Regions from separate parts of the Mus musculus genome. Here regions 1 and 2 are each linked to region 3. Evidence: chromatin loops called from intact Hi-C (ENCODE). Cell type or tissue: gastrocnemius. All regions are shown on one strand.

Region 1 (8,000 bases), 96 kb after region 3:
CAAGGAAGGGGTCGCTCTTGGCCTGTTCAGTGCAGAACTGCAGCAGATCTGTAGCTGCCTTGGATACCTGCAGACCCCATCATGTCAGCCACATCTGGGTATCCACCTCCTCCCTACACAGCTGTGCCCACCCCCAGGCTGTCCCAACCCTCACCTTTATGCGGTTGATGCCTGCTTCCATCCGCAGTTGCTCCACTGCCCGACGGGCCTGTCCGATGTCACTGCCAGTGGCCACCTTGCTAGACATCTGGGAGAAGGTGCGCAGGGCCGTGCAAGCCTGAGACTCCAAGCTTTTGCAGCTCCTTTTAGGTCCTGAAGACGCCTGAACACGCTTGGCTGCCTGCTCCAGCCTCACCTACCCTACTCTGGCTCTCTCCCCAATACTGACCTGGCTTCTTCAACCCCCTTCCCAGACCCTGCAGAGACTTTGAAGCCAGGACCCAGTGAAATGTCACCAGTAACAACAGTGGCAGCTGCTGTGACAGAAGGGGTCTGTTCCCCAGGAGGCCCAGTGGCTGCTTTGGTGTCACCTGTTTCTTGGCTCCCCTGGGGGACTTGGCTGCATGCCTGGGGGATGTGGGACTCTGACTTGCTGGATATCTGTGGATTGTCCCCAGCAGACCTTTCTCTCTGCTCCTTCTGCCCCCTAAGGCTATAAGTAGCCTGGCTCAGCTCTTCTCTGAACTCCAAACTGTCTTTTTAATAACTCTCTTCCACTTCATTTTAAAATTCTAATGGGGCTCTGAGATGGTCTCATAGCCCACGCTGACCTCGCCATCCTGTTCAAGTCACTCTTGCGTCTCGTCCGTCTTACCACGTTCACTCCCAGACCTGCATCCAGCACCAGCATCCATCTCGAAGGCCTTCATCCCTCAGACACCTCCTTCTCTGCCTCATGGACCCTCATGTCAACCTTTAAGTGAAATTCTCAGGCTGCTTCCTGCTGCTCTTCCTGCTCATGCCACCTGCCTTTCTCCCTAGCCCAGCCCCACTGGTCTGAACCAGTACAGTACTGGGTCCTTGCCAGCTATCCTATGCCTTGCTTCATTCCTGGCTGTTTTGGATATGGTGGTGTCCACCTGTGATCCTGTCACTGTGAGGGATGACCTGGGCTACATAAAGCTCTATGTCAAACAGAACAAGAAGCAATCTGGGGTGGGAGGTGGAGTGGTTGGCATTATGTATATGCAAAGCTACTCCAGAAGCAGAGCTGGAAAGATTGTCTGCTGGGAGCCAGGATTTAGAGAGCAGCCTGGGCCACACAGGGACCCTGTCAAGAAAATGAAGAGAATGTCCCCTTGTTTTGAGGCCTCTTACAGTAAACTCATCCTCTGCAGAGTCTACCAGATTACCTCTTGGAATTTCCTGTTATTTACGTGATCAACACCATTATTACCCAGACAGGGGCTATATCATTTAGACTAAACTTTGACTCCTGGGCTAAGATGGCACTGACTCATCCCCTTGAGTAGCCAGCCTGGGATTCGCATCACACCTAGCCTGCTTATCATCCTTCCCCTTTGTCCCTTAAGGGTTATCCTGACACTGTTCATCTGTTCATTCATTTGTTCATTCTTTCTTTTACCAGGGTATTAGCCTGGCTGAACTGCTCCAACAAAGCCACAGAGTGAATTGTATAAACCCTGGGAATTGTTGCCTGGGTGGCTGGAAATCTGACATCAAGGTGCTGGTGTTGATTTCTCTAAAGAGGATTGCTTCAGCAACGTCTTTTACAATTTTTATCTTAAGTTGGGGGCAGTGGTGGCACAGATCCCAGCACTCGGGAGGCAGAGGCAGGTGAATTTCTGAGTTCGAGGCCAGCCTGGTCTACAGAGTGAGTTCCAGGACAGCCAGGGCTACACAGAGAAACCCAGTCTTGAAAAACCAAAACCAAAAAAAAAAAAAAAAAAACAAAAAAACAAAAAAACCCAAAACAAACAAACGCATAATTTTTTATTTTAAAATTGCATTCATTATCTCAGCCCTCAGGAGGTAGAGGCAGGTTGATCTCTGTGAGTTGAGGCTGCCAGGTCTACATAATAAATTCCAGGCCAGTCAGTTCCATGGTGAGACTGTCTCAAAAAAAAAAAAATTATTGTGTGCGTTGAGGGTAAGGTAGTTGCATGTGAAACCGGTCAGAGGCTAACATTCTGAGAACCTGTTCTACCACGGTGGCCTTGGGATTGAACTCAGGTATCCAGGCCTCCTGACAAAAGGCTTTACCCAATAAGTCATGTCTTACCAGCCTAGAGACCAAGTTCTTGCTATGTCCCTACCTGCTCTTCCCTCTGCTTGCTGATCATGGTGACTCTGAGCATAACAGCCATTACTATATGTATATGTATTTTAAAAAAAGATTTATTATTTATATGAGTACACTGTAGCTGTCTTCAGATACAGCAGTAGAGGGCGTCAGATGTCATTACAGATGGTTGTAAGCTACCATGTGGTTGCTGGGATTTGAACTCAGGACCTTCCTAAGAATATTCAGTGCTGTGCCGGGCGTGGTGGTGCACACCTTTAATCCCAGCACTTGGGAGGCAGAGGCAGGCGGATCTCTGAGCTCGAGGCCAGCCTGGTCTACAGAGTGAGTTCCAGGACAGCCAGGGCTATACAGAGAAATCCTGTCTCAAAAAACCAAAAAAAGAATAGTCAGTGCTCTTAACAGCTGAGCCATCTCTCTAGCCCCCCCGCCATCACTATCTTAGTCAGAGTAGCCATAGCTACCTTCATTCAACTTTTTCCCTAGAGGAGGAGGAGGAGGTGATAAGTATCATGGATTCAAGTCACTTTGCCCTCCCGGATGTATGCAGACCTCCCTCCAGGTAGTGGTACTGGGCACTGATGGCAGATATTGGTTAAATGAAGGGGATCGTTGGAAAAATAGTGTCTCTGAAGTCTTTATGTAATAGGAATTTTCTGGGTCTTCTGGTCTTGGCAGTTTTCACCAATCACCTTTTCCTTCAGCTCAGGTTACCAACTCCTCCTCCTCCTCTTCAGAGAGAGAGAGAGAGAGATTGATTGATTGATTGTAGGCCAGAGGACAACCTCATATGTCACTCTCAGAAGACATTCACCTGGTCCTCAAGCCTGTGTTATGACCTTGTGCATGCATGGCCTGCTGTGGCGGTCAGAAGAGAATGTATGGGAATCCAGACTCTTCTTCTATCGTAAGCCTTTGGCTACTGAGTCATTCTGCAGGCCCCATCCCAAGGATCTGCCTGTCTCTGCTTCCCCAGAGCTGGAATTACTGGTATTGTCAACCCCCAAGCCCCTTGAGTTCTGGTAATTGAACGCACATATACAATCCACACTCTTGCTTTTTCAAAAAGCAAGGACCATACTAACATCTATTTCCCTAGCCACACAGGTCCCTTTTGTTAAGACAGGGTCCTGCTCTCTATCGTTCAGCCTGGCCTGGAACTCGAGATTCTTCTGCCTCGACCTCTGGATTGCAGTGTGTCCCAAGCCTGGTTTAATCACTAAACCATTTTCTGTTTCATCATACTATGGTCACCGGGAGGTCAGAGGTCTTGTCCATTGCTAAATCTCAGCTTCCAGCAGAGAGCACTATTTCTAGTCTAGACTACACAAACCAGAAGAAGGGGTGCCCCTGTCCTAGGCTCAGTGTATCATTAAGAGGATGCATGATAGATTCTCAGCAAGCTTCTCGTGGTAAATAGATGGCAGTCATCCCTGCCTCCCCAGAGGCCCATGATCCAGTTAAAATTGAGCTATGGCTGGAGGGGGAAAAGAGGAGGCAACAAAGTTTGTGGAGACTGGAAGAAGCATCAAAAGAAAACACTATTCCATTTGACAAAAGGCTGCAACTCTTTTTTTTTTTTTTTTTTGCCTGATGCCCTAAGTCGTGTTCAAGGACACCGTCCAAGAAACAATCACTTCGCTCATGGGGGACAAGAATATTTGGACAGAGAGACAGCTTGCAAACTAGGCACTTCCCTATGCTTGAAGCTCAGTAACAGCTCCTGGACCACATGTACGGAACACAGGGATAAAATGGCGGCTACCAGGACGGCGGGCGCTGCCCAAGGTCACGAGACCAAGTGACTTCCGGTTTCGTCGCCCCACGCCCCCAAGGCTCTCGAGTCGCACTTCCTGGGCTCCGGCCGACCTCGCTGAGGGATTTTGCGGGTCTCAGGGCGCCGAGGCTGCTGAGACCTGAGAGCGGCCGCGAGCACATGGAAGGGACCCCGCCAGGGGCGGCGCCCTCCTCGGCGCTGGCCGCCGTGCTCAAGCACAGCTCAGCGTTGCCGCCCGAGAGCGCCCAGGTCCAAGGCTACGACTTCAACCGCGGCGTAGATTACCATGCGCTTCTGGACGCCTACCGCACCACCGGCTTCCAGGCTACCAACTTCGGGCGCGCGGTGCAGCAAGTCAACGCCATGGTGAGGCGCGGGGCCACCCGGGCGGGATGCCGGGCCGCTGCGCGCGGATTTCCGCGTGAGCGTCCGGGAGAGGGCGGAGTCCGGGTAAACTAGAGTTCTGCGATGGGTGGAGCTTGGAGTTAAAAATCCAAAAGGGCTTTGTAGGAGGAGCTTAACGCTAGGGGAGCCCGGGGTTCGATTTTCCCGGTGGAAGGAGACTTGAAGATACTGGGTGGTTCTCAAACCATCAAGTGACAGACCTGGACCTGGAATGGGAGGGTTAGGGTCTGCCCAGGGGTTGTGCTTTGGTTTTGTAGTAGTCTCCCTGAGTGCAATCAACCTCTGGAATCCAGGCCAGGTAGGGTACCTCAACTGAGGTTTGGAGTCTTAGTGCAACTTTCCTGTGCCCTTATGACCAGATTGAGAAAAAACTGGAGCCACTGGCTGTAGATGAAGATCATCACGCAGACCTGACTCAGAGCCGCCGCCCACTTACAGGCTGCACCATTTTCTTGGGCTATACTTCCAACCTCATCAGTTCAGGCATCCGGGAGACCATTCGATACCTCGTGCAGCACAACATGGTGGGTCCACGTTAGCTCTGGAACCCCAGCCTCCTTGGGCCAGTAGGAAAAAAAAAAAAAGGGTTATTTTTCAGTTAAGAGAAATGAAGAGGCTCAGAGATTATTTGCGGTCCTGTGAAAGATTTGGGTTTGCTTTTTAACAACCACATGGTGACTCAGAACCGTCTGTAATGGGATCTTTTGATGCCATTACAGATCTGGTGTGTCTGAAGAGAGGGACAGTGTATTCACATATATTAAATACATCTTTTAGTCTTTTTTGTTTTTGTTTTGTTTGAGACAGGGTTTCTCTGTATAGCCCTGGCTGTCCATCCTGGAACTCACTCTGTAGACCAGGCTGGCCTTGAACTCAGAAATTCTGCCTGCCTCTACCTCCCAAGTGCTGGGATTAAAGGCATGCACCACCACCGCCCAAAATAGATTAAAAAAAAAAAAGGGTGTGAGGAGATGGAGTATTGTTCTTTGACATCCCGGCAGTCCTCATGCCTCAGCCTCCTTTCCGAGTGCTGGGATCGCAAGACCGTGCCACTTTTTCTGGCTGTGGGTCTGCTTCAGGCAGAGGGAGGCCTGGCCTGGAGTTGGTTTTGTTGTAGCGCTCATGCTTAGGTCTGGATGAGCTCACCCAGGTTAGGTTGCTGCTTAGAAGGGGGGGTCAGTGTTGCCTGCGACCGACCACAGGTGGATGTATTGGTGACCACTGCTGGAGGTGTGGAAGAAGATCTCATCAAATGCCTGGCGCCCACATACCTTGGCGAGTTCAGCCTCAGGGGGAAGGAGCTCCGGGAGAGTGGGATCAACAGGTGAGGGAGGCTTTGAGTAGTGGTCGGGGCGGGGAAGCTGGGCAGAGGATCCCCGTGACCCATGCCCGCATGGCTCCCATTTCCAGGATTGGAAACCTGCTGGTGCCGAATGACAATTACTGCAAGTTTGAGGACTGGCTCATGCCCATTCTGGACCAGATGGTGCTGGAGCAGAACACAGAGGTGGGGCTGGAAGGGCTCGGGGACCTGCATAGTAAGAGTCAGAAGACATATGAGCTAATACGATATTCTCTCCCATGATAGGGTGTGAAGTGGACACCTTCCAAGATGATCTCCCGGCTTGGGAAGGAGATCAACAACCCAGACTCTGTGTATTATTGGGCCCATAAGGTGGGTTGGGTGGGGACGGTATTCCCAGGCTTTGGCTTGTACTGACTTTGTCTTTGTAGCTACCTGAGCGTCTCTATAATTATTCTTGGTCTCCCCAAATTAGACGAGGTGTATCACTTGATGGCAAGGTTCTCCTAGTTATGCCCCTACACTCCCGGGATTTAGTGTAGTACCCTAGAAGTCAGTGGGGCCTGACCCAGGGTACTGTGCACCCAGGGACAGTGCAGCACAAGAGTCTGGAAGTGACAAGCCAGTGCTCAGTGTGCCAGCACCTTCAAGCCATGTGTGGTTTTCCTCACTCTGCCTCCACATGTAGAACAGAGGGGTCATGTCCAGCAGAGAAATTGAGTGGCCTACACAGGTTGGGAGGGACGCCACTGGGTTGGGGGTCAGGGTTTTCCTGGGGTGTGAGCTGTAGCTGCTGACTGGTCTTGTCTCCACCAGAACCACATCCCTGTGCTGAGTCCAGCACTCACAGATGGCTCACTGGGTGACATGATCTTCTTCCATTCCTATAAAAACCCAGGCTTGGTCCTGGACATTGTTGAAGGTGAGGTGCTAAGGCCCGGGGAGGAGGGGGAGGAAAGCCCGCCGAGGTCAAGGCCTGACCTCTGCCCTCTCACAGACCTGCGACTCATCAACACGCAGGCCATTTTCGCCAAGCGCTCTGGGATGATCATCCTGGGTGGAGGTGTGGTCAAGCACCACATTGCCAACGCTAACCTCATGGTGAGTGCAGTGGCCTGTGACCGTCCCCACTGTGTTATATGGTGGCTGTGGGGTGAAGGGGAATGGATCGGAGGCATGGAATAGTGCTGTAGTGGGAGCAGAGGTAGGTGTGGTCTCCTGCGGATGGTTTGTGGCAGCCTCAGGCACTGATGGGCCCTTCCTAAAAGCTCTCTAGGCCTTCCTCTGCATCATACCCAGCCTTCTACGGCTTCTGACGAGGGCTTCCTCTACCCACAGAGGAATGGAGCAGACTACGCTGTTTATATCAACACAGCCCAGGAGTTTGATGGCTCAGACTCCGGAGCCCGGCCAGATGAGGCTGTCTCTTGGGGCAAGATCCGGATGGACGCACAGCCAGTAAAGGTAGATGGTGGCAGGGCAGGGTGCAGGGTCCGTGGGCTGCCCATGGCTCCAGGGCTCACTGAGGTCTTCTGCAGGTCTATGCTGATGCTTCTCTGGTTTTCCCCTTGCTGGTGGCTGAGACATTCGCCCAAAAGGCAGATGCCTTCAGAGCTGAGAAGAATGAAGACTAAGAAGATTGGTAAAGACTGAGGCTTTTTGCCACACCTTTATTTATTACTTTACATGCCAGCCCCTCCCTAGGCCCACTCCTTGGTCAGCAGCATCTCTAGAATAAATGGCCCTTTGGTTGGGTTTTCTGAGTCAGTCTGCATCCTTGGTGTCAGGTCCGTAAGCCTCAGCCTGCTCCACCCTCTGCCTCATAGGTCTCTTCTCGCCAGTACTGGATGCTGCCTCCCATGGCAGTCAGTAGGCAGGGTTCCGTGGGATGGTAAGCCAGTGACTGTACCACATTAGAACCCACAGGCAGGGCCAGTGCCAAGGCACCCTAAGGAATGAGTGGTGGGGAACTATTACTATCAGTCGGTCTCCTTGAGATCTTGCCTGAAGTCCTCAGTCAGCTTGTCCCTGACTTTCTGTTGGTACTGAGAATGCTAGGCAAACCCTGCCACTGAGCCACACCCTTGGCCTAGAGACTGCTAGCCTTGGGTATAGAAAGCACCTAGCTCAGCCTTCCTTGTGACCCACCTGGAACCAGCTACAGCCACCACCTTCTCCAAGTCCTTTAGCATATGCTATTCCCCTTGCTTCAAATATCTTTCCTGCTTTCCCCTCATCCATCCTTCATATTT
Region 2 (8,000 bases), 130 kb before region 3:
ATTATTGGGAGCAGCCAGCTCTGCGGCAGGGTGTTCAGGCCTCAGTCCAGCCCTGAAGGCAGGTGGTGTGGCCTCTACAGCTCATCCTTGGCTTGGCCAGGGGATTCTTCCTCATCTTCCTCCTTCTCATCTTCTTCGTCCTCATCTTCATCTCTGTCATCATCATCCTCTTTATCCTCAGCTTCTTCTTCCTCTTTACGCTTCTTGTCCTCTTCTTCTTCCTTAAGCCTCTGCTCCTCATCCTGCTTGTCCTTCATCTGCTTCTCTGCAGCCTGTGAGGACCAACCAACCATATCTTTTAATACCTGGCTCAAATCTGTCTGCCAGTCCTCCCAGATGACCCCTAGAGTAAACAAAGAGCTCTGACCCACCTTGGTAACACCCCACGTCTCATTGCCAAACTCCTCTGCATAGGCCTCATCATTGGTGATGAGGAAATTGTCAAAGATTGTCCCGGACTTGACCTGGGAAAGAACGGAAAGACAGGTGGTCAGCAGTGACTTCTGGCAGTCCTGGCTCTGGACAGGCCTCTATTCCCACCTTTCCTAGTCTTTGAATCCACCAAAATGTGTGGGGCAGCAGGGTGTGGTAGGACATGCCTTAGATCCCAGCTCTGAGAAGACAGACTACTTGTGGAGGTCCAAGCCAACAGGATTATAGTGAGATCATGTCCAAAAGAAAAGTGGGTGGGACAGGCAAGTATGTAAGTTGATGCACTGAGAAGGTAGGCAGAAGTAAAGAATTTTAGGCCAGTCAGTACATACCATACATACATACACCAAGACCAGCCTGCCTGGCTGGGGGTTGCGGGGTGGGGGGAGCTGTGATCCTGGGAGCATTACAGTTTAGAAGCCATGCTTCCAGAACTCACACCCTAATGACCTGGATGGACTACTGGCTTCACTTTCCACACTACTTTCTCTATAAAACAGGCATTCTGGGGCTCTCTTTTTCCAACTCATGCCAAGAACTGGCCTAGACACAAAACATCAACAACAAAAACTCGGTACCAATGTTTCTTAAAATCTTATTTGGTTATGTAGCCAGGGTGGGCAGTGAGCAGAGCTGTAACTGGGTAATCCCAGGTGATTTTGCAGGGGCACTTTGGCAAAAGACTTAGCACATGCCAAGTAGCCCTGCAGAAAAGAGAAAAGTGCTCAGTGGAGGCAGAGATAGCTCAGCAAATGAAGGCACTTGGTTGCCAAGATTTTTTTAATGACCAGAGTTGATTCCAAGGACTCACATAGTGAAGAGAACCAACTTCTCTGATAAGTTTTCCTCTGACCTCTATATAACCATACACATAAAAATGCTTTAACAATAAACCATCTTTCTTGAGTAAGAAAAAGGAGATAAAACAGGAAATGCCTCATTAGGCGGACCATTTCAGAACACCTTAGGGTTGGTGCCTCTGCCTGTTCTTCCCTCCAGATAAACCAGTATGATCCTGACTTGAGGTCTGCCAGGAACCCTTGTCTTTCCTATGTCTCACCTGCCAGAGATCTAGGCCCAGTACAGCAAAACTATCATAGGCATAGATATTTGCATCGGGGGAGTATTCAGGGTTGTCAATTTCTGGGTGTATCCAGGTACCCTTGTAATCTGGGTTGTCAATTTGACGTGGTTTCCACTCGCCCTGTAGAAGAAAACCAGATGAATAGAGAGGCAGACACATCCCACAGTACAGCCAACAACCCCGACTAGGACCCCAAGGCCTATCTTGGTTTGTTTCTGCAGTGCAACATTAATCATAGCACCCAAGGAAACATCCCACCAGGGAGCCACACCCAAACACCCAAGCCTACCTTGTATTCAGGATTTTGAATCACTGGTGGTTCCCACTCTCCATCCATCTCTTCATCCCAGTCCTCAGGCTTCTTAGCATCAGGGTCAGGGATGTGCTCTGGCTTGTCCCAGTCCTAGGAGTACACGTGGAGGTCAAAGTGGACCCAGATGTCCTCCATTCTATGACAGAGGTGGAGCTACCCTCCCAACACTAACCTCAGGCTTGGAATCTGTGGGGTCATCGATCTTGGCTCGTTCATCCCAGTCTTCCGGCTTGGCAGCATCAGGGTCCTTTATCTTCTTGGGTGGCAGAAAGTCCCAATCATCCTCCAAGGAGCCTGACTCCACCTGGCTGTTGTCAATTTTCACCTCATAGGTGTTGTCTGGCCGCACAATCAGTGTGTATAGGTGTGTGAATTCATCATCCTGAAGAGGGAAGGAGGTGAGCAGTCCCTCCCACCAGGCTGCCGGGACCTCCCATGACAGCCATTTAAATGACTACCCCAGGCACACCTTACACCGGATATCCTTGTTGATCAGCACATTCTTGCCCTTGTAGTTAAAGATGACATGAACCTTCTTGGTGCCAGGACCGCAGATGTCCGGACCTATGTAGGAAGCATATGCAGGCTGATGGCAGGCTCTATCCTTTGAGAAAGGGAGACCTAACCTCATCTATTTGTGACTATATACCATGCATACACAGGAGCCTGCAGAGGTCTGAAGTGGGCACGGGAGTCACAGGACACTGTGTGAGTGCTGGGAACTGAGCTTGTGTTCTCTGAAACCACTGAATTCTATCTCCAGCTCTTATTTTATTTTTGACAGAGGAGACTGTTACATTTAACTGAAGCTGCCTTTAAAGTTCTGATCTACTTCAGTGGTCTGAATGCTGGAATTACACATATACACAGCCATCGCTATCCAGAAATAAAAACCTGTTTTGGTTGGGGTTTGTTTGTTTTTTTGAGACAGGTTCTCTATACAAAGTCCTAACTGTTCAGGAACAGTTATACATCTGACTTCAATGCATCCATTAAAGGCATAAAAGACTACAAATCTGAAACGATTACCATTCTGGGGCCAGCAAATGGCTCAGTGGTAAATTAGGTACTTGCCACTAAGCCTGACAATCCAAATTTGATCCTAGAACCCAGATGACAAAAGAGATTTCCAAAGTTGCCCTCTGACCTTCACACTAGCACACCCTTTCATACTTGAGTACAGAAGAAATATGCACATGCTCAGATTTTTCACTGATTTTTAGACCCTGTCATTAGCATCATTTCTAAAATTATTAACACGTAGAAAATATCATACAAATGAACAATATAAGTCTTCAAGTAATATTGTACACCAACTAATAAAGTTGTCCTTCAGGACAAAAATTTTCATCATTCAAGTGCTTTCCATGGTATGAAGATCAGCATTCTGGTTACAAAGGGTTTCAGTCTGCACCCACTGTCCAACCGGCAGAGGTCAGCACTGGCTGGGGGCCCCTCACCAAACATGATGTTATATTCTGAGTCTCCATGCATGTCCTTCTGGTCCAAACCACTCGGAAACAGCTTCACGTAGCCGCCCCCACAGTCGATATTCTGCTCATGCTTCACCGTGAACTGTACCACCAGTGTCTGGCCCTTATTGCTGAAGGGTTCGAATTTGGCGGACAGTGCGTAAAATCGGGCATCTTGGCTTGTCTGCAGCCCTGTGATGAAATGGGACTGTCATCAGGTGAACCCGGAATACCCTAGACCTAGAGGGGCACGGCTGACCTCCCTTCCTTCCTCCACCTGTCCTTGGCTCCCGTGTTCCTGGGAAAAGCCCCAACAAGATGTATGTGCTGACTACAGCTTCCTCCAGGAAGTTGTCCTGCACCCACTCCCTTGTACCTTTATCCTTCTCCAGGTCCCCGTAAAATTTGCCAGAACTGAGGACAAATTTGCCAAAATCGGACTTATGTTTGGATTCGACCCAGCGGTTGGTCCAGGCATCTGAAAGGGAAGGGCATAGAGTCAGATTAGCGGGGCCGTCCGACCCCCGCCCCCATAACCAACGTCTGTCAGGAGCTACAAGCAGGTGGGGGTGGGGAAGGGGATTCCCATCCCAACCTCAAACTTGACATCTCGATGGGCTTCAGGTCCTTGGACGAATCCTAACTCTGGGGGCGGGAAACGGCTGAGCCTTCCTAGTCCCACAAGGACGCACACATGGAACCGCCCGCGGCCCTAGTCCCTCTGGGGCCACAGTGTTGGCCCTCTGAACGGTAATTACATTACACACGACGAGGCAGCCGAGGTCTCGGGGCCCAGCAGTCGCTAAGCGGCCTCGAGACGGGCCCAGACCTTACCTCCGTCCAAGAACTGCTCTTTGAAATAGATGGCAGGGTCTGCGGCGGCCAGGCCGAGGAGGCCAAGCAGGAGCGGCACCGAAAGGAGCATGGCGGGCCGAGGGGGCGGCGGCACACAGGCCTTTTAAGACGATCTTCAGGCAGCGGCTCTGCGGTATTGACGGACGCGGCCACCGCCGCTTCAATTTATATTCACCTACCTCTCACCCGAACCTGACACAGCCGCTGAGCCCGCCCCTCGGTCCTTTTGACTGGTTTAGACCTACAGCTGTCCCTTTCCATTGCTTCCCAGTTGGCTCAGCAAGTTAGGCTGTGGCTCGGAACGCTGGGATCCCAGATGGCTGATTTCTATTGGTCGCACTATGGGCCAATGAGGGTCGACCACGCGTTGTGGGGGACGCCCCCTGGTGGGGTGGGGGCCGCTAGCCCACTCAGGCACGGTCACGTGACTGAACCTCAGCCCAACCCCGCCCTTGCTGCTGAGAGTCTCTGGCTCGCTAGGAGTCGTTTAAAGAATCCGCGCGAGCGGTACCAGGTGTTAACCGTGCGGTGCGGGACCGAGACGGGTCCTTAGCTTCGGCCCTTTCCCATCCTCTCTGGTCAGAGGGAAGAAGTAAGGATTATTTGCAACTTTCACGTTCCGTCTGTCCTGCACCTAGGGAACGCCCACCGATGGCGAGCGTTTCCTATTCAGGATAAGGTCAAGGGCCAGCCAGGATCCTGAGGTTTCGCTGCATTCTGGTTCCACAGTTGTTCAGGCCATAGAGAACGTACCAGCTTTCTCCTCTCGTCCCGTAGTTCCCTGCAGCCTGTGTGACATGATACAAGTCATTTCGCCTCCCTGAAATGTCAGAAGCCAACAGGGGTGACCCTGAGCTATCTTGACAGAAATGCTTTTAAACCTTTTAGGGCTGTCCACGGTTCAAGAGCAGGAAACACAGAAGTCTCAGGGGTGTGAGTGTAAGCGTGTTTTCTTGGGTGAGAAGTAGGGGTTTTTTGATTTTTGTTTTTTTTTTTTTTCTCTTTCTCTTAAGCTGGAGAATGAAAGGAGTCACTTCTTGTGGTCTCCCACAAACGACTTGGCTTTTGCAATAAACGGCAGAAGGCAAGGGGTGCCGTTTGAGGAGGAAAAAGGACACAGATGGCTATGGTGATAGTTCTAGTGAGATAAGCAGGACCCTTGGATCTGGAGTCCTCTGACTCAAATCATGTGACTCTGCCTGCTGCCTGGAGGAGGAAGAACAGTACCTGTAGGGGATGGGGGATGGGAGGTGTTTCCAAACTGAGGAATTGGGAACCCTGAAACAAGACTATGAACTGCGCAGAAGGAATCCTTACAAAAATGGCGTGCTTCCTTTGCAGTGAGAGGAACTCAGTCAAGCAATGACACTTGAGGTCAAGAAGCTGGGTCTCCACCCTGTCCCCCAGGCAGTGTACAGAACTCAGCATTGCTGGTGAAGGTCCCACTGGAGGACACCCAAGTTCAACATGATCTTGACAGACCTGTGACTGACCTGACCCTCCCTCCAGTCCTGTGCCACTGACACATATGCTTGATGCCTTCTGCTTTGTCCTAGTACCCAAGACGGTGAGTGAAGCAGGGGTCAAAAGTTCAGTTCTCAGCTGCATAGTGAGTTTGAGGCCAGCCTGGGTTAAATGATACACTGCTTTAACACAATGAAATAAAGGACAGGAGAGATTGGTTTGGAGCACTGGCTGCTCTTCTGAATGACCCCAGTCCTATTCCCAGCACACACACATGAAGGATCAAAACCAGGTAATTTGAGTTTCAGAGGGTCTGAAGCCCTATTCTGTGGGCACCAGATGTGTAAATAGTACAGAGACATACGTGCAGGCAAAACATCTATACAAATAAAATAAAAATTAAAAGCTTTAAAAAAAAAACAAACCCTGAATGTGGTAATGCACAACTGTAAACGCAGTATACTTCAGCAGGATAGCAGGCAGGAACATGAGAATCACACTTGACCAGCTTGCTTGCAATGCAGCAGGAGAAAAGAAGAGAGACCCTGTGTCAGATAAGGTGGACGGTGAGAGCCGGTGTCCTCTGACCTCCACACTATGTTGTGATGTGTAATGCAGGTACATGCACACAAACACTATATTCTCTTTTCTTTTTTTTTAAAGATTTATTTATTTATTATATGTAAGTACACTGTAGCTGTCTTCAGACACACCAGAAGAGGGCATTGGATCCCATTACAGATAGTTGTGAGCCACCATGTGGTTGCTGGGATTTGAACTCAGGATCTTCGGGAGAGCAGTCTATGATCTTAACCACTGAGCCATCTCTCCAACCCCTCACTTTTTTTTTCTTTTTCTTTTTCTTTTTCTTTTTTTAATTAAGAAAATCAGGTAGGGCTGATGAGATGGCTCAGCAGGTAAGAGCACTGACTGCTCTTCCGAAGGTCCTGAGTTCAAATCCCAACAACCATACGGTGGCACACAACCATCTGTAATGAGATCTAACGCCCTCCTCTGGTGTGTCAGAAGACAGCTACAGTGTACTTACGTATTATAATAAATAAATCTTTGGGCCTGAGCGAGCAGGGTTGACCAGAGTGAGTGAGGCCGACCTAAGCGAGCAGAGGTCCTAAATTCAATTCCCAACAACCACATGAAGGCTCACAACCATCTGTACAGCTACAGTGCACTCATATACATAAAACAAATAAATAAATCTTTGTAAAAAAAAAAATCAGGTATGGTAGCACATCTTTAATCACAGCATTGGGAGGGCCGGGGTTCTAGTGGATCTCTGTGAGTTCCAGGTCAGCCTGGTGTACTTACTGTAGTCTAGGTCTGCCAGACTTACACAGTGAAACCGTGTCACAAGAGAAAAAAAAATCATTGGGGGAAAACAAATTTTTGAAGCTGAGAGAAAGGGGCCTAAATTGATGAAACCTGAATACATGACTTAACTATAGGGTTGGAATTAGGAAGTGCTAGAAATAATGTGTAACAGGCTCAAATCATGTTTTGGAGTGTCTCAGAACTGGGGATGTATACCTCTGTGATAGAGCCCTTGTCTAGCAAAGCGTGAGGTTTGCGTTTCATCACTATACTGGAAAAAAGTCTGAAGCATGGTCCACTGTTAGATTGTTGTTACCAAATACTGTGTGCATCTGTTGACATGGTATTGCTTCTCACAACAAACCAGGTTCCTTTACACCCGTCAGGAAGACTGAGGGACAGGAATATTAAGTTGTTTATTTAATATTTAACCAATTTAATAAGCTAAGAGTGACATAAGAGGGCTGGTGAGATGGCTCAGTGGGTAAGAGCACCCGACTGCTCTTCCGAAGGTCCCGAGTTCAAATCCCAGCAACCACATGGTGGCTCACAACCATCCGTAACGAGATCTGACTCTGTCTTCTGGAGTGTCTGAAGACAGCTACAGTGTACTTACATATAATAAATAAATAAATCTTAAAAAAAAAAAAGAGTGACATAAGTGGAGCTGGAGAGATGGTTCAGGGGTTAAGAGCATTGGCCACTCTTCAGGAGACCTGAGTTCAAGTCCCAACACCTACATGGCAGCTCACAACTGTCTGTAACTCTGGTTCCAGAGGATCTGATACCCTTACACATGCAGACAAAACACCAATGCACATAAAAGTGATCTGCGTTGTTTTTATATTTTTGAGACAAGGGTCTTACTAAATTGCCAGGACTGGCTTGGAGCTCCTGGACTCATGTCTTGCCCTTTCAAAAGTTACTCTGTTTTTACTCTACTACTACCTAGCCATCTTCCCACTTTGAGACAGGGTCTTTGATACAGATATAGACCAGGCTGGCCTGGAACTTACTGAGATCTCCCTGCTTCTGCTGGGATTAAAGATGT
Region 3 (8,000 bases):
TGGAGGCCCATGGGGGAGACTTCTACTATCCTGGGCATCCTAAGGCACCAACCATGTCTCTCTCACCTTCAGGATCAATACCCCACGGAAGGAGGGAGGCTTGGGCCCCCTGAATATCCCTCTGCTTGCTGACGTGACTAAAAGCTTGTCCCAGAATTACGGCGTGTTGAAAAATGATGAGGGCATTGCTTACAGGTACAGCAGGGACCTCAGCCCAGCTCCAGGAGCCCCCTCCTCAAAGCTAAAGGGACCACTGTGTCTGGTGGGGGTGTGTGTGGGAGTGTCCCCTTCCTGTTCTGGCAGCAGGTGGTCTCCCAGATCCTCACTGTGGGCCCTCATGTCTTCAGGGGTCTCTTTATCATCGATGCCAAGGGTGTCCTTCGCCAGATCACAGTCAATGACCTACCTGTGGGACGCTCTGTAGACGAGGCTCTCCGCCTAGTCCAGGCCTTTCAGTATACAGACGAGCATGGGGAAGGTGAGTATTCACAAATGGAAAGGCTGCCTCAGCTCTGCCCAGCATGAATGAATTGTCTGCTCCAGCATCTTTGTGGGATAAACATTAAAGTCCCATGCCAGGGCTGAAGAGATGGCTCAGCAGGTAAAAGCACTGGCTGCTCTTTCCGAGGACCGGGGCTGGATTCTTAGCATCTACATGGTGGCTCATAATCATCTATAATTCCAGTCTCGGGGAATCTGATGCTCTCTCCTGACCTCTTCCTGCACCAGGCGTGCACATGGTACACAGATAAACATGTATACAAGATGAACTGGAGAGTTGGCTCAGTGGTTAAGGGCACTTGTTCTTGCAAAAGAGCAAATTCTAGCCCTATCACCCAAGTCTATGCTCACCACATCCTGGGGTACCAAGCACACTCGGTGCACAGACACATAAAATAAAAAAAATAATAATAAAAGACAGGATCTTGGGCTGGCGAGATGGCTCAGAGGGTAAGAGCACTGACTGTTCTTCTAAAGGTCCTGAGTTCAAATCCCAGCAACCATATGGTAGCTCACAACCATCCGTAATGAGATCTGACACCCTCTTTTGGGGTGTCTGAAGACAGCTACAGTGTACTTATCTACTAATAATAAATAAACCTTAAAAAAAGAAACAGAAACCCAGGATCTTATGTCCTGATGGTAGAAGTGGTAGAATGAATAGGATATGGCATGGTGGCACACACCTTCAAAAGCAAAATATACATACATACATACAAATACATACTAATATATACATGCAAAACATATTAAAAAAATAGAGCCCCATATAGAATTCAGTTCTTTGCCTGCAGGGTGTGTCTAGGATGGGGCAGGGATTATTAGTACATGAAGGGGGAGAGTTGGGAGCTAGCAGAGCTCTACAGAAGGTATTTGAACTAGGAATGCTGGGTCATCCCAACACTTGGAAGACCGAGGAAGGAAGGCTGAGACAGGATTGAGCTAGCCTGTGATATAGAACGAGACCTTTTCTTAAATGATAACAACAAAGACAAAAAGAAAAAGAAAAGAAAACAGTGCATTAACAGGCTTATTCACAGATTTCAAGCTGGGAATTTGGCTTAGTTGGTGGAGTGATTGCCTGGTATTCACAAAGCCCTGAGTTCAGTCCCCAGGACAGCATAAAACTGGCCATGCTGGTGTATTCATGGAATGCCAGCACTTGGGATGCTAAGGAGCAAAGATCAGAGTTTAAGGGTTTAGTGAATTCAGCCTAAACTGTATGTGAGCCTACCTAAAAAAAAGTATTTGAGAAGTGTCCCAAGAGTTACTCCCATTTTTTTCACTCCCTCCACCATGTGTGTGTGTATAATTTTTTTTTTTTAAGGAAAGGGTCTCAATATATTCATGTTGGCCTGGAGCTAGCTATGTAAATCAAACTGGCCTTGAACTCAGAGAGATCTGCCTGCCTTTACCTCTCCAGTGCTGGGATTAAAGGCACAAGATGCCATCCCCCCCTCCTCCTTTAAAAAATTCTTTGTGTGAGTGTGTGTTAGTGATCAAAGCAAAGCCCCAAACACAACTACACACACTCAGTGAATACTCACTGAGCTATGCCTCCAGCCCAGTCACAGTACCTCAGCATGTGGAAGGGAAAGCTGACCATAGATGCAAAGGTTAGTAGAGTTAAGGCTAAGGGAGAGAGTGGATTGAAGGAGCGAGGCACTGTGACTCAGGCCTGTGACCTCAGCACTTAGGAGCAGGGGGTCACCAGGGTAGCTACAGAATGAGATTCCATTTTAAAATGAAAAGGGAAGATTTGGTGATACATGCCTATAGTTCCAGCATCCGGGCAGCAGAGGAAGGAAGATCAATGCATGCTTGAGGCCAACCTGATCGATACAGAGAAAATTGTAGGCCAGCCAGAGACCCATTCTTTAAAAAAGCAAAGAAAAAAGGGCTGAAGGACAAGTAGGTGTACAGTGCTTGTCTGTCTTGCACAAGATTAAGGCTTATATTTCAGTACTGCAGCATTTGGAGCTGGGCATGGTGATACTTATCAGTTAGGAGGCTGAAATAGGATCACCATGGGTTCAAGGCCAGCCTGGGCTACATAGTTAGATTTCCTCAACAACAACAAAACAAAGGACAGAAGAAACAAAATGATGGGACAGAAAAATGTCACTTCAAACTGGTCTGAACGGAGTCTTCTGTCCACATGCAACCTGTTTGGCTTTTAGCTCCCAGCCTTTTCTTGTGCTGCCTGTGCTCTCAAATGAACTGCTTGCCACTGCCCTTGGTGGTGGAGCTGAGCCTCACGTGTTCATCCTTGTGTGTTTTCTAGTCTGCCCTGCTGGCTGGAAGCCCGGCAGTGACACCATCAAGCCCAATGTGGATGACAGCAAGGAATACTTCTCCAAACACAACTGAGATGGGTAAACATGGGTGAGCCTGAAGCTTGGATTTCACCTGTGCCCCAACCTGGATGTCCTGTGCTGGCCCAGAAAATGCTAGATTTTCCTCCACTCTCTGAAGGGGCTGGAGTCTAGGCTGAGGTTTTCTCATTACCCACCTGGAATCTGGTGAATAGTGATCCTGCCCTGAGCACACCTAGCTGGGCCCAGGTCTATAGGAAACCAATAAAGTATTAGGGACAGTGTAAGTCTGTGTTGGTGTGTGTTTAGTAGTTTTAGTAGTTTACACTCTGGCTTGTGCAACTGACTCTGTAGTTATGCCTCTTCACCACAAGGTGGAGGCATTACCTCATTCACGCCATGGTCTGAGCATGGTGGGACACAGTGAGACCAAATAATTACTAGGCCTGGAGGGATTCTTTAAGAGCTCTTTATGTTTCTCCTGAAGATCCAGGTTCCATTCCTGGAGCTTACATAGTTGCTTACAACCCTCTTTAACGCCAGATCCAACACCTTCGTCTGATCCTCCAGCACCAGGCATGCACGTGAACATGGGCAGAACGTGCATAGACATGAAATAAATACTTCTGTAAAAAAAAAAAAATAGGGGTCGGCAGTTTACTTCTGGATTCTGGCTCTTAGACCAGTGTCCATATCTTACCATTAACTATATAAAATGATATGTAACAGCTGGATCTTCACTGGGTTTTTACATTGGATGGGAATAAAAACTAAAGTCAAATTGCCCTGTGAGTTCAAGTTTGCGAACCTCTAGGCTCTGACCCAATTTTTTGTCTGGTACTCTGGGCAGGAGAGTGAGACCGGTAGTGAGAGTGGCTGAGAACGGGTGCTGGTTAGGCTAGGAGGTGGATGTTTCACTGAGCTGTATGCACTTGGGTAGCTTTTCTTTCTGAGTTTCACTTTCATTTTACAAAACAAGGGTGATCTGGTCATTAGTTTTACTTTATGTTTTGACACAAGAGTCCCCACACTGTGACTCCTTCAGCCTCTGCTTATTCTGGGGTCCTGCTGTTGTTGATACCTTCTGAGTGTTGTTCATTCCCCTTGGAATTCTTTCCCCTCTTTTTATCCTCATGCTAGGGGTGGATAGAATCCATAGTCTCGTGAATGATTTGGAAGCCCTCTACCACAGAGCCCCCCACTGAGCTATCTCTTGGAACTTAATGTATTCTCAGAGCCTCTGGTTGGGCCTCCCTTGAGGTCATCCACCTTACTGTGGCTCATTCCATTTCAGGCACACTCTTAGGATTCTTCAGATGATCTTGCTTCTTTGGCTACAAGAACTATATCGAAGGGAGCACTCCTTTCCTCTGTCCCGAACCTACACTGGCAAATCTGTTGGAAAGCTGACAGTTCAGTCTGTAGATGAGCTCGCCTCCCTTATCCCAGAAGGCACTTTTTGAACATATATTCCTCTTCCTGGCTCTCATCACCATATTCAAACCATGTTTGCTTTCGTTATAACAACAAAAAAAGTGTGGTGTTTTGTGGGTGGGAGGGTGCAGTGCCTAAGGAAGCCAGAAGAGGGCATTGCATCCCCTGAAACTGAAGGGGGGTTGTGAGCTTTCTCAGGTGGGTTCAGGCGAAGCAGCATTCTTGTACGGTCTGGAAGACATACCCTTAACTGTTAAGCTATTTCTCCAGCTCTTTCTTTTTTTTCTAAGAGGTTGTGTGTGTGTGTGTGTGTGTGTGTGTGCGCGTGCGCTCTCAGGCATGTGAAGGTAAATGGTTTTTCCTCCTGGATCCAGGAATCAAACTTAGGTAACAGTGGCAAGCATCTAAGCATCTCTACCTGCCGAGCTATCTCGTCTCACTCACCCCCATCTACTTTCCTTTTTTCTGTCTGCACGGTGTCTGAGGGTTTTGTTTGTTTGAGGTCAGGTTATGTTTGTTTTGTTTTGAGAAAGGGCCTTACTATGTAGCCTAGACAGGCTTGAGGCCCGTTCCCTTCACTACTGAATTATTCCTCGGCTCCACCTGAGTGGTACGGTTTCCTTTGCGCTTGGATCTTCCAGCTTCAAGGGCACCCAGATCCCAACAGCAAGTAGCAGCTTTGAACCTCCCACCTCAGCTGCTGGAGCCGGGTTGTGGCGACGCCCAGCTGCCCAAACAACTGCCGGGACAGGACCAGACCTGGCAGTCGCCGGCTTCTGGCCTGGCACACGGGAGGGGGACACTGGCGGGCGGGCGCCGCCCTTCCTGGCAGGAGTTGCCCTGACGGCGTCTGCAACTACAGGAAGGCTGCAGTTACTCTCCGCCAGGGTCGGTCTAATGGAGGGGGCGTGGGCGCGGTGGGGCTCCGGCGCCGGTCTGTTGAAAGCCGCTCGGATGGCTCCCAGGGCTCATGAGAGCACGGCCCTCCCGCCGCGGGCGCCCTGGACCCGGGCCTGGGGCTTTCCGCGCCCAGAAAGCCGCCTGCTCGGGAAAATCCCGGCCCCCTTCCCGGCGCCGCGGCCCTGCCCGGCAGAGCGGGGGGGAGGGGATTCCCGGAATCTGCCCGGAGACCGCGCTGGCGTCACTGAGCTGAATAGGCCCATATATGGGCAGAGCTTCCGTAACGTCAGCGGGGAAAGCCCCGGCGCACTCTGCTGGGCGGGGTCATGCTTGCACATTCCGCGTTTTGTCCTGGGTAGCTTGTTCCCCGCCACTGCCCGCCTGCGCAGCGTCTGGTGCCAGGACTCAGGGGATAGGAGGTCTGGGCGTTTGTACTGAACCTTATGATACCTGAAAGGAGCGAGCTACAAACAGCACCGTGCTTGGGGTAGCCCAATCTTCTCCCTCCATCCGCCCAGCTTGGAAGAAAAAAGAGACCACAGAAATTAATAAAGACAATTTTTTTTTTACTTAAATAGATTCAATAAAAAGTCAAACACACACACACAAACACATCTTAAAATAGACTTTAGACACGAAGTGCGTGTTTCTTCTCCACAGTACTATGCAGAGGGGGAGGGCAGGGGGCGGAGGTCCCTCCCTAGTATCCCCGCAGGCTGAGTACCAAGCGGCGGGGCCAGCTCCGCCGCGACAGCCCCCTTCTCCCCTCCCTGTTAAATACACAAATATATTATATTCAATATGAATTCAGTCTCTTTGCAGAAAAAAAAAACATACAAAATACGCTGGAAGGGGGCCATGTAAACCTCGAGGTGGAAGGACTGGGCGCAGGCGGGCGGGCCGGAGTCCAGTGTGTGAGCTGCGCCCCAGGCCTTTTGGCGGGTGCCCATCGCCTGCCCCCCTCACCCCAGTGGGGGGCAGGCGCCCAGCCTTCAAGGCTGGGGGTGTCCGTATGGGGCAAGGGAGGCTCTCAGAAGGCGTGTCCCTTGACCCCTAGCAGCAACTGGCAGCCGTTGCTGACATGGGTCATGACCTTCTGCTTGAGCTGCGCCACTTGCTCCCGTAGGAGACCGGCAGCACTCGACAGCCCCGCGTTCTCAGCCTTGAGTGTCTTCACCTTGTCCTCCAGGCGCGCGATGCGCTCCAGCTTCCGCTTCCGGCACTTGGTGGCCGCCAGCCTGTTCCGCAGCCGCTTTCGCTCCACTTTGATGCGCTCCTGGTCTTCCATGTTGATGGGGGACACAGGCGGCGTGGCGTCGCGGCTGCGTGCCTCCGGTACGGTCTGCGGTTCCTCTTTAAAGGCGGAAGCGCCGCGACTCAAGCCCAGCTGTGCCGGGTGGCCGCCCGCAAAGGGTGGTGCATGTGGGAGGTAGCTGATGGTGGCCGTCGGGTATGAGCTCCCAGTCCCGACGGCGGTCCCGGAGCCTCCAGAGGGTGCAGAGGCTGGGGAGTAACTGCTGAGGTTGGTGTAGACGGGAGGCGGCTCCGGACCAGCATAGACGCCCCCTGGGCCGGCCTGGGGACCCCCGCTGGCGCCCAGGGACACGTTGGGGGGCGTCACGTGGTTCATCTTGTGCAGGTCGTCCAGGGCTTTGACAAAACCGTCCGCAAAGCCCTCCTGCTCCTCGGTGACGCCGCCCCCTGTACCTCCACCGCTGCCACCCCCACGGGGGTAAAAGTACTGTCCCGGAGGCGTGGGCGTCGTCGTGATCACGCCGTTGCTGTTGGGGACGATCAAGCGCTCCAGTTCCGTGGAGGCTAGCTTCAGAGATGCGCCTGTGTCTGATCCCTGACCCGAAAAGTAGCTGCCTGCCCCACTGCCCTCCGGGCCTGGACCCCGCGCCCCAGGACCCTTGAGACCCCGATAGGGATCCGCCAGGTTGAGCGCCAAGGTGGGTTTCAGGAGTTTGTAGTCGTGTAGAGACAGGCTGCCAGGGCTCCGACCGTATCCCGCCGCTGCGTAAGAGTCGTCGTGATAGAAAGGCTGTTCCATTTTCGTGCACATCCGGGCGGCCTGGGCGATCTGGGAAAGGTCCCCCTGAAGGGCCGCCCCGGGCCTCGCTGCGGCGAGCGGCGAGCTGTCCTCGGCTGTGGCAGGACCCGGTGTCCGGTCGCGCGTCCTCGGGAGCTGGAGACGGTCAGCAGCGGCCAGTTGGCAGCTGTGCGTAAAGGCGCTGCTGGGCTTCCGGAGATTTTCTCTCCCTCCGTGGTGCGCCTGCTTTCTCGGCGTCGCTTCCCTCAGTTCCCCGCTCCCAGCAGGATCCTACGCTGGCCTGGCCACCCTCAAAGTCCCCAGTGCTCGGCCCCAGCCCCAAGCTTTTATACTGAATTTGTCAGCTGCGGAAGTGCACTCCGATTGGCCGACGCGGGAGCCAGGCCCCCGCGGCCCCCTCCTAGAGCGTGGGGAAGGGGAGGAGGCGGCTCGCGTCACTGTCAGGAAGCGCGTGTCCTTGTAAACAGCGGCCACGAGCCGGGTGGCTCTGCGCGGCTGCAGGGGGAGGGGCTGTGGAGACAGAGACACACAAGCAAAGGGATGTTGAGGGGCCGAGGCACATAGGGGCTAGAACTGCGGGAGTACAGCCAGGTGCTTATGAGATACACTGCAAGTGGAGATTGGATACCTTAGGATATCCCCGGAAAAGTCTCGTGGGACCCAGGGTAGCTGTGGCTTGTGAACTGACAATACAGTAGAAGACCCCAGAAAACAGAGAAGATACAAAACAGGGGCAATTGTTAACATTTGGCCTAGGAATTAACCAGAGGTCCCGGGTACAAAGTGCTTAAAGAACT

The links. Peaks named below come from ENCODE experiments on the same cell type or tissue, not always from the same donor. Only the 100,000 strongest peaks of a DNase experiment are listed, where the experiment ranks them.
Region 1: a loop joins it to region 3, with 2.9 times the contacts of the local background. A loop is called at or near these places in 7 of 42 quality-filtered maps.
Region 2: a loop joins it to region 3, with 2.7 times the contacts of the local background. A loop is called at or near these places in 5 of 42 quality-filtered maps.

Annotation. Positions count from the first base shown.
Region 1 is chr8:85,067,648-85,075,647 of GRCm38, forward strand. It overlaps Gm5741 (predicted gene 5741), which reads right to left and starts at 335. Exons shown (of 2, transcript NM_001195531.1): 1 at 155-335; 2 at 1-67. The coding sequence starts at 247. It overlaps Dhps (deoxyhypusine synthase), which reads left to right and starts at 4,110. Exons shown (of 9, transcript NM_001039514.1): 1 at 4,110-4,406; 2 at 4,805-4,969; 3 at 5,648-5,769; 4 at 5,856-5,952; 5 at 6,034-6,120; 6 at 6,565-6,670; 7 at 6,746-6,849; 8 at 7,087-7,212; 9 at 7,287-7,514. The coding sequence starts at 4,200. The coding sequence ends at 7,382. Wdr83 (WD repeat domain containing 83) reads right to left here. Exons shown (of 9, transcript NM_026399.2): 9 at 7,388-7,696. The coding sequence ends at 7,547. In gastrocnemius, a CTCF peak has its summit at 4,471 (motif pointing right); DNase peaks (open chromatin) are centred at 528, 4,075 and 4,420; H3K4me3 peaks cover 1,677 bases; H3K27ac peaks cover 1,730 bases.
Region 2 is chr8:84,842,573-84,850,572 of GRCm38, forward strand. It overlaps Calr (calreticulin), which reads right to left and starts at 4,359. Exons shown (of 9, transcript NM_007591.3): 1 at 4,136-4,359; 2 at 3,678-3,779; 3 at 3,290-3,493; 4 at 2,299-2,393; 5 at 2,002-2,211; 6 at 1,806-1,919; 7 at 1,493-1,636; 8 at 372-464; 9 at 1-272. The coding sequence starts at 4,226. The coding sequence ends at 75. 1700122E12Rik (a long non-coding RNA gene) reads left to right here and starts at 4,575. Exons shown (of 3, transcript XR_106144.5): 1 at 4,575-4,748; 2 at 5,498-5,723. In gastrocnemius, CTCF peaks have their summits at 3,256 (motif pointing right) and 4,550 (motif pointing left); DNase peaks (open chromatin) are centred at 3,316 and 4,472; H3K4me3 peaks cover 3,660 bases; H3K27ac peaks cover 2,727 bases.
Region 3 is chr8:84,971,215-84,979,214 of GRCm38, forward strand. It overlaps Prdx2 (peroxiredoxin 2), which reads left to right. Exons shown (of 6, transcript NM_011563.6): 4 at 73-195; 5 at 348-478; 6 at 2,786-3,597. The coding sequence ends at 2,871. It overlaps Junb (jun B proto-oncogene), which reads right to left and starts at 7,534. Exons shown (of 1, transcript NM_008416.3): 1 at 5,695-7,534. The coding sequence starts at 7,215. The coding sequence ends at 6,181. In gastrocnemius, CTCF peaks have their summits at 3,194 (motif pointing right), 4,399 (motif pointing right) and 5,285; DNase peaks (open chromatin) are centred at 2,814, 3,196, 4,401, 5,422 and 3 more places; H3K4me3 peaks cover 3,665 bases; H3K27ac peaks cover 5,925 bases.